Linked DNA regions of Homo sapiens: region 1 is linked to region 2. Evidence: chromatin contacts called from ENCODE Hi-C or POLR2A ChIA-PET data. All regions are on one chromosome and are shown on one strand. The core of a region is the stretch at or near the end of the contact, and the rest is flanking DNA. Distances in the headings are between cores, read along the strand shown. Region 1 has its middle 12 kb from the start of LINC01564. Region 2 holds the start of KILH (KRT19 interacting long noncoding RNA in hepatocellular carcinoma).

Evidence for each region. Hi-C counts contacts between places; a loop is a spot of excess contacts on that map. ChIA-PET counts read pairs that join two places held with the same protein, here RNA polymerase II (POLR2A). Pooled maps may share reads with other maps.
Region 1: a loop to region 2 is called in a map with no recorded cell type, with 2.4 times the contacts of the local background. The contact joins the enhancer-like site here to the promoter of KILH in region 2. A Hi-C loop is called at or near these places in 3 of 168 maps with a recorded cell type or tissue (Right ventricle myocardium inferior, heart left ventricle and mammary epithelial cell), 3 of 37 single-sample maps with no recorded cell type and 7 of 50 pooled maps. POLR2A ChIA-PET finds 5 or more read pairs at or near these places in 7 of 52 experiments (HepG2, MCF 10A, OCI-LY7 and 4 more).

Annotation. Positions count from the first base shown.
Region 1 is chr6:53,614,508-53,617,812 of GRCh38, reverse strand. No RefSeq gene overlaps it. Among named protein-coding and RNA genes, the nearest start is that of LINC01564, 12 kb to the left of the region's middle. RefSeq lists an enhancer at 1,203-2,402. Within about 2 kb of position 1,957, at least 8 of the 41 ENCODE cell types and tissues checked have a DNase peak (open chromatin) inside an H3K27ac peak, as active enhancers do; they include PC-9 and mammary epithelial cell, where a contact is called at or near this core.
Region 2 is chr6:53,571,376-53,574,851 of GRCh38, reverse strand. KILH (KRT19 interacting long noncoding RNA in hepatocellular carcinoma) reads left to right here and starts at 1,577. Exons shown (of 4, transcript NR_110840.1): 1 at 1,577-1,652. RefSeq lists an enhancer at 1,318-1,818.

The DNA.
Region 1 (3,305 bases), core at 708-3,207, 43 kb before region 2:
AACAAAAAATCAACTTTTAAGGAGTGCTTCTATGACTTCTGTCATTAGGAAAATGTTCAGAAGTAATAGGAAGTATGAGAAACATGAACATTTGTGCAGAAAAGGAGGAATCATAGAAATAAAACTTCAGACTGTTGTGCAAACGGGCACATTGCATATGCTTAAAGTTAAAAGGGAGGAACCAGGGGAATGTGATCAGATTAAAATAGCAAAGCAATTAAAAATTTTACATACAAAGCTTAAAGGCAAACTTAAGAGATTGTAGTAACCACAGCAGGCATAATCAGCACTCAGTAGGTGTTTACTCTGTGTAGGATGATGTTACTGTAGAAGCAAAGGCCCTACTGACAGATCCAAAGCACAGGTGGAGACAGTGACTTTTTCATCACAGCTCAGAGTTTTGATAAAGAATAGAGATGGATTTATTTACTAACTCAATAAAACACTGCTAAACACTAGGGGTACAGAGATGAATTTAATATGGCTCCTCCCCTCAAGGAGCTCCTGATCCAATAGAACAAGCAGACACTAGAGTCCAATGAGACACTAGCTACCAAGAGCAAGGGCAAGAAACATTAGATGTAGGGCTCCACCCTGATATAGTTTGGATCTGTGTTCCTGTCCAAATTTTGTGTTGAATTGTAATATCCGGTGTTGGAGGTGGAGCCTGGTGGGAGGTGATTGGATCATGCGGGCAGATTTCTCATGAATGGTTTAGCAGCATCCCCTTTGTCCTGCCCTTGGAACAATGAGTTATCTGTCAGATCTGGTAGTTAAAGAGTGTGTGGCACCTCCCCCTCGCTCTCTTCCTCCTGCTACTGCCATGTGAGATACCTGCCCCTACTTTGCCTTCTTCCATGATTGGAAGCTTCCTGAGGCCACCCCAGAGTCAGAAGCCGCTATGCTTCCTGGACAGCTTGCAGAACCGTGAGTCAATTAAACCTTTTTTCTCTATAAATTACCCAGTATCAGGTATTTCTTGATAGCAATGTGAGAGTGGACTAATACTCACCCAGTAGACTTCCCGGAGCCTCCCGTCTTCTAGCCCTCTTTTATCAGGAGAGGATGCTGGATCCATCCTGCTGCTCTTTGGCATTCTGGGCACTGTGCTGCTGTGAAGATGCCTTTAACACCTCCCCACCCTAGTGAGATCATCATCATTGATTGCTGCAGTTGCATCCCTGCTGTCACCACCACTTCCACCACAGGTGACCAATCTTGCCAGATGGACCTTGCTGTTATTACCAACAACTTTGACGGGTCTATACCTCACCAATGTTGGAGCTCTCTTATTGGTGTCCACAGTGGTTGTCTGGCTCCTAAAGATTTTTTGTGTGTGTGTAATTCTCTCTCTAAAGCAACTTGAAATACCTCTACTGTGTTCAACTTTGAATGAGTTTTGTAATCACCTAGTAGATGGGATTAAGAAACATACAAACACATATTCTCACTCTTTACTCATTAACCTGAGTTTCACTGTTCTGATCCCTGAGCAACAATCCCCAACTCCTCCATGTCAAATCCAGTCCAGAGTTCTCAAGGCAGCCAGGCAGACTTGGCTTTCCCCAGGGACCCCAGGCCTATGTGCTTTGCTATTTTATTATGTAAGAAGGAAAAGCACCTAAAATGTGAGCGTTAGTGAATGAAAGGTGATTGTGTGACGATACCTCCAAACTTACACCAGCAAAAGAGAGGAAATAAAAGTTAAGTTCTCCACATGTCCTTTTTACTAGAGAATCCCAAATCACTGTGACTCAGCACCTGTACTTTGTGGTCATTTGTACCTGATACTAATTCTATTGTGACTCAGACGTTGCTCCAAACAAGTTTCCTTGTCACATCTCGCCACTGTTGTTAGGAAAACACGTTCAATGCAGGGGAACGTATTTGTTATGCTAGAAGCAAAGAGGGAGAGAGCGAGTGCACAGCAGAAGCAGGTAGTCATCCAGTAGAGATCAAAGTTCCCTTGCAAAGGGAATTTGTCATTGGTGCACACTCCCTTATTTAAGCTTTTGCTGATTCATCGTGCACTCATCAAAGCTGCACTGAGCTAATATTTAGAAATTCATTTGCTATAGAAGCAAACTCCAACATCAAATCCTTAAGTATGTGACTTGATCTATTCATACCTGGGTGTATACTAGTCCTGAGTTTAGGCACATATACCCACCTACACACAGCAGTGCTGAAAAAGCGTGACTGTAAAAAACTGGGGTGATAACTGGACAATGAAGTGAGGTCAATGAAGGGTTATTTTATATAGGAAATAACCCACAGATTGGCCACAAATCTCCTCTGCATTGACATTCATATGTATACATACACATTCTCACATGAAAACTCTTTTAAAAAAACTTTAAATTAGGGAAATTGTTGAAATTTGAACTAAGATGATAGTGAACAAGAAGCCCACAGAATATTAATAATTATCTTAATTTTCTTTCTTATTATTCAAAGTATATGCTCTAAAACTGTACTGAGGTACATCAAGTGCACAAATAGTAGTATGGAGTTGATGTTTTTTTTCCATATACATGTACCTATGTTACCACCATCTAATTCAAGATAGAGGATATCTCTGATCTCTTAGCTGGAGAAGACCGCCTCATGCCACTTTCCAGTAAATATCTCCCCATAGAGTTAATAGTATTCTGACCTCAATCACCGTAATTCATTTTGTCTGTTCTTGAAATGTATATAATTTAAATCATACAGTAAGATACATATATTTAATTTTTAAAAATACATTTAAAATGTACAAAAGCCATGCCTCACTCCTGGCTCTGATCCTCAGCCACCTGTTTTCTCTACCCAAAGGCAACCAATGATACTACCTTTCTTTTTTTTTTTTTAGATGGGGTTTCTCCCTGTTGCCCAGGCTGGAGTGCAGCGGTGCAATCATAGCTCACTGCAGCCTCACACTCCTGGGCTCAAGCCATCCTATTGCCTCAGCCTCCTGAGTAGCAGGGACTGCAGGTACACACTACCACAACCAGCTAATTTTTAACTTTTTTATTTGGACAGAGTCTCACTTTGCTGCCCAGGCTAGGTATCACCTTTTTGTTCATCTCTACAGAAATATTTACTCATATACACAAAAATGCATATGCATATACATAGTTTTCTTCTCTTGAGATCACTTTTGCAAAAATTATAACAATCAGGAAATTATTACAGTGAATGAGATCTGAACTAACCAACCCCCATCTAGCCTTTAACCTCCAAACTGGCCTTAATTATTCCTGGGCTTATGCCAAGATAACTTTGGGAGACATTTAGTTTAGAGTTTAAATGGTAATAGTGCT
Region 2 (3,476 bases), core at 328-2,827:
TGGGGGAAAGACAGAGAGAAGGAAGGGAGGGAAAGAGAAAGGAAAAGAAAGTCTGAATGAATAAATTGCATTGCATTGGTTCTTTCAAGGGAGAAAACTGACCAAATTCACTTGAAAACATAAAACAAAATACCCAAATTCACTTGAAAACATAAAAAGGATTTCATAAAAGATGTCATCAAGCCGGGTGCGGTGGCTCATGCCTGTAATCCCAGCACTTTGGGAGGCTGAGGCGGGCAGATTACCTGAGTTCAGGAGTTTGAGACCAGCCTGGCCAACATGGTGAAACCCCGTCTCTACTAAAAATACAAAACTTAGCTGGGTGTGGTGGCAGGTGGCTGTAGTCCCAGCTACTCAGGAGGCTGAGGCAGGAGAATTGCTTGAGGCCAGGAGAGGGAGATTGCAGTGGCCCAAGACCATGCCACTGCACTCCAGCCTGGGCGACAGAGCAAGACTCTGTCTCAAAAAAAAAAAAAAAAAAAAAAAAAAAGATGTCATCAATTTTATAACGTTTCTTTCTCAGCTGTTTGGAGTTTCCTTTTTAAAGGCACTTAAGTGCATGCATCAAATGGTACAATAGAAACAAAAATATAAGCTAAAAGCTGAAAAATAAATTCAGGGGCCTTTTGGTAGGTCACGACCCCCCCCTTTATCCCTGCTGCAACAACAGCAGTAATGTGGAATAGGTGTTTCAACCCATTGCACATGGAGGAGTTTGTGCTTCCCCACACCTTACCCTACGTACCTCAGCTGATAGGCTCAGCAAGAGGTAAAAACAGCCATGGGACAGAAAAAAATCCAGTCCTTTTATGGGAGATGGCATAGGTGTGTTTGGAGAGAGGCAGTCCTTGGTTCAAATCCTGAGCATGGTTTTCTTAGGTCTGTGACCTTGAGCAACTCATTCAACCTCTCTGATTTTCTCTGTTGAGTTTCCTAACATCAAAATGGAGTGACACCTATTGTGGTTGCCATTGTTATTACTGACTGCCCTGCCTCATCCTTCTTTTAAATGACGTGATGCCTTTTGGGTAGAAGGGAGGCTGTTGCAGTTTTCCTGTTGAAAGGGGAGTTGCAACTGCCCTGTGATTCCATGGAGACTTGTGTGTGTGTGGAAGGCTGGAAAGCAAAGGTTGCAGTAAGTTTGTGACAGAAGCTTCCCTGAGACACCTGGAGACCCTTTGGCTTTGAGCAGAGCTGCTCCTGGACGAAGGAGAGCAAGCCTTGGGGACTAGACTGAAGTCGCCGAGAACCCGACTACTAAACAGTGCTGAGGGGACAGCCTCTGGGGACTGCATGCAGCCAGACCCCGGGATGTCTCATGTGATCCTCCTTCAGGCCACCGGAAGTGCAGTGGGCGTGGCCAGGAACAGAGCGGGAGAGCTAGCAGCAGGTACCTCCAGGGGAGGAGCGGGTTATAAACCTGGTGTAAGGCACGCCGTCCAGGACTCCCAGAAATACCGAACGAGAATCGTGAGAAAGTGGAGGATGAGGGAGAGTTCAAGGGATCACAGCCTGGGGAGAAGAACCATGGAAAGCTGGACATTAAAATTTAATAGTATTTCATTTTCTACTCCAGGTGGATGAAATCAAGGCTTGCTGCTGACAAAATATAAATCATGCCATATGATGCCAATTCTAAAATGCCATTAATTGTAAGTTGTGCCATCGATTTAAATAAGACTTTTTTGAAAAAAAAATTTACTCCTAACATTAATAATAAACAATGATCATAAAAGAAATCCTGAATTTAAACTCCAGTCAGCATCTGGCCGGCCATGGTGGCTCACGCCTGTAATCCCAGCACTTCGGGAGGCTGAGGTTGGAGGATCGCTTGAGACCAGGAGTTTGAGACCAGCCTGGGCAACATAGTGAGACCCCATCCCTATTTAAAAATTTTTTTAATTTTACATATTTTATTGTATTGTATTTGATTCTTTTACAAATTTCAGTAGGTTTTTGGGGAATAGGTGGTGGTTGGTTACATTAATAAGTTCTTTAGTGGTGATTTCTGAGATTTTGATGCACCCGTCATCCAAGCAGTGTGCACTGTACCCATTGTGTAGTCTTTTATCCCTCCCACCCCATCCCACCCTTTCCTCCAAGTCCCCAAAGTCCATTATATCATTCTTATGCCTTTGTGTCCTCATTGCTTAGCTCCCACTTATAAGTGAGAACATACGGTGTTTGGTTTTCCATTCCTGAGTTACTTCACTTAGAATAATAGTCTCCAATTCCATCCAGGCTGCTGCGAATGCCATTATTTCGTTCCTTTTTATGGCTGAGTAGTATTCCATTTTCTTAATCCACTTGTTGATTGATGGGCATTTGGGTTGGTTCCATATTTTTTGCAATTGCAAATTGTGCTGCTATAAACATGCATGTGCAAGTATCTTTTTCATATAATGACTTCTTTTCCCACCTACTAGTGGGATTGCTGGATCAAATGGCAGATCTACTTTTAGTTCAAAAAAATTTTTTTAGTTTAAAAAATAAAATTAAAATAATAACAATAATTTAAAAAGGGCCAGTTGGTGTGATGCATGCCGATAATACCAACTATTCAGGAGGATCACTTGAGGCCAGGAGTTGGAAACCAACCCAGGAAACATAAGGAGACCCCATCTCTATTAAAAAAAAAAAAAAAATCCTGGATTCAGATAGCATAAACTATAAACTGTAACAAACAAGTATCAAAACAGAGAAAATGTGATATTTGTACCATTTAATAAACTTCCCTTTTATTCAGTAAATAAAAAATAAATGGTACATTTAATGCTTTGATAATTGTGAAGATCCTTACAAACATTACTTTTACATTTTGAAATGTACATATACAATTTTACGTGAAGTTTTTGAACAGAGGTAAAGATGGAATATAAAATATTTTGATCAATATTCTTTCCCACTAATTATGATAACTTTATTTGTAATGTACACTATTTGAGAAGTAACTGTCAGTAGAAAACAAGTGAAAATTCATATCCAAAAGGTAGAAAGTACATATTTTATTTTTCTAAAAAAAAAGATTCTGTTTCATTTTGTCACCATTAAACGTTGCCAAAATGTCCATTTCCTCTATGAAAAATTAGATATGTTGTAAACCGAGTACATAAATAACATTTTATTGGACATAAAACACTATGTGGTTACATAAGCTTTAGAAATGAGGATTAGTCCATATTTGGTACAATATTAACCTTAAAACAGACACACTGAATGGTGAGAAGATAATTTTTATTGTATATATAGAAACAGTTAATTGGGAAATACAGAAAAATCCTTCACAAAACAAAAGATATTTTATCTGTAAAAATCAGTAATGCTCATGGCTTATTCCAGGTGATATGAAGATAATCAAATAGCAGTTCCTTAAATTTTATAACTAAAGCATATATAGAAGTATTCACTTATATCTACAATTTACTTTTAAAAATGGTAAGAAAACTGTGCATAAGTAATAAAAATAAATGTATTTC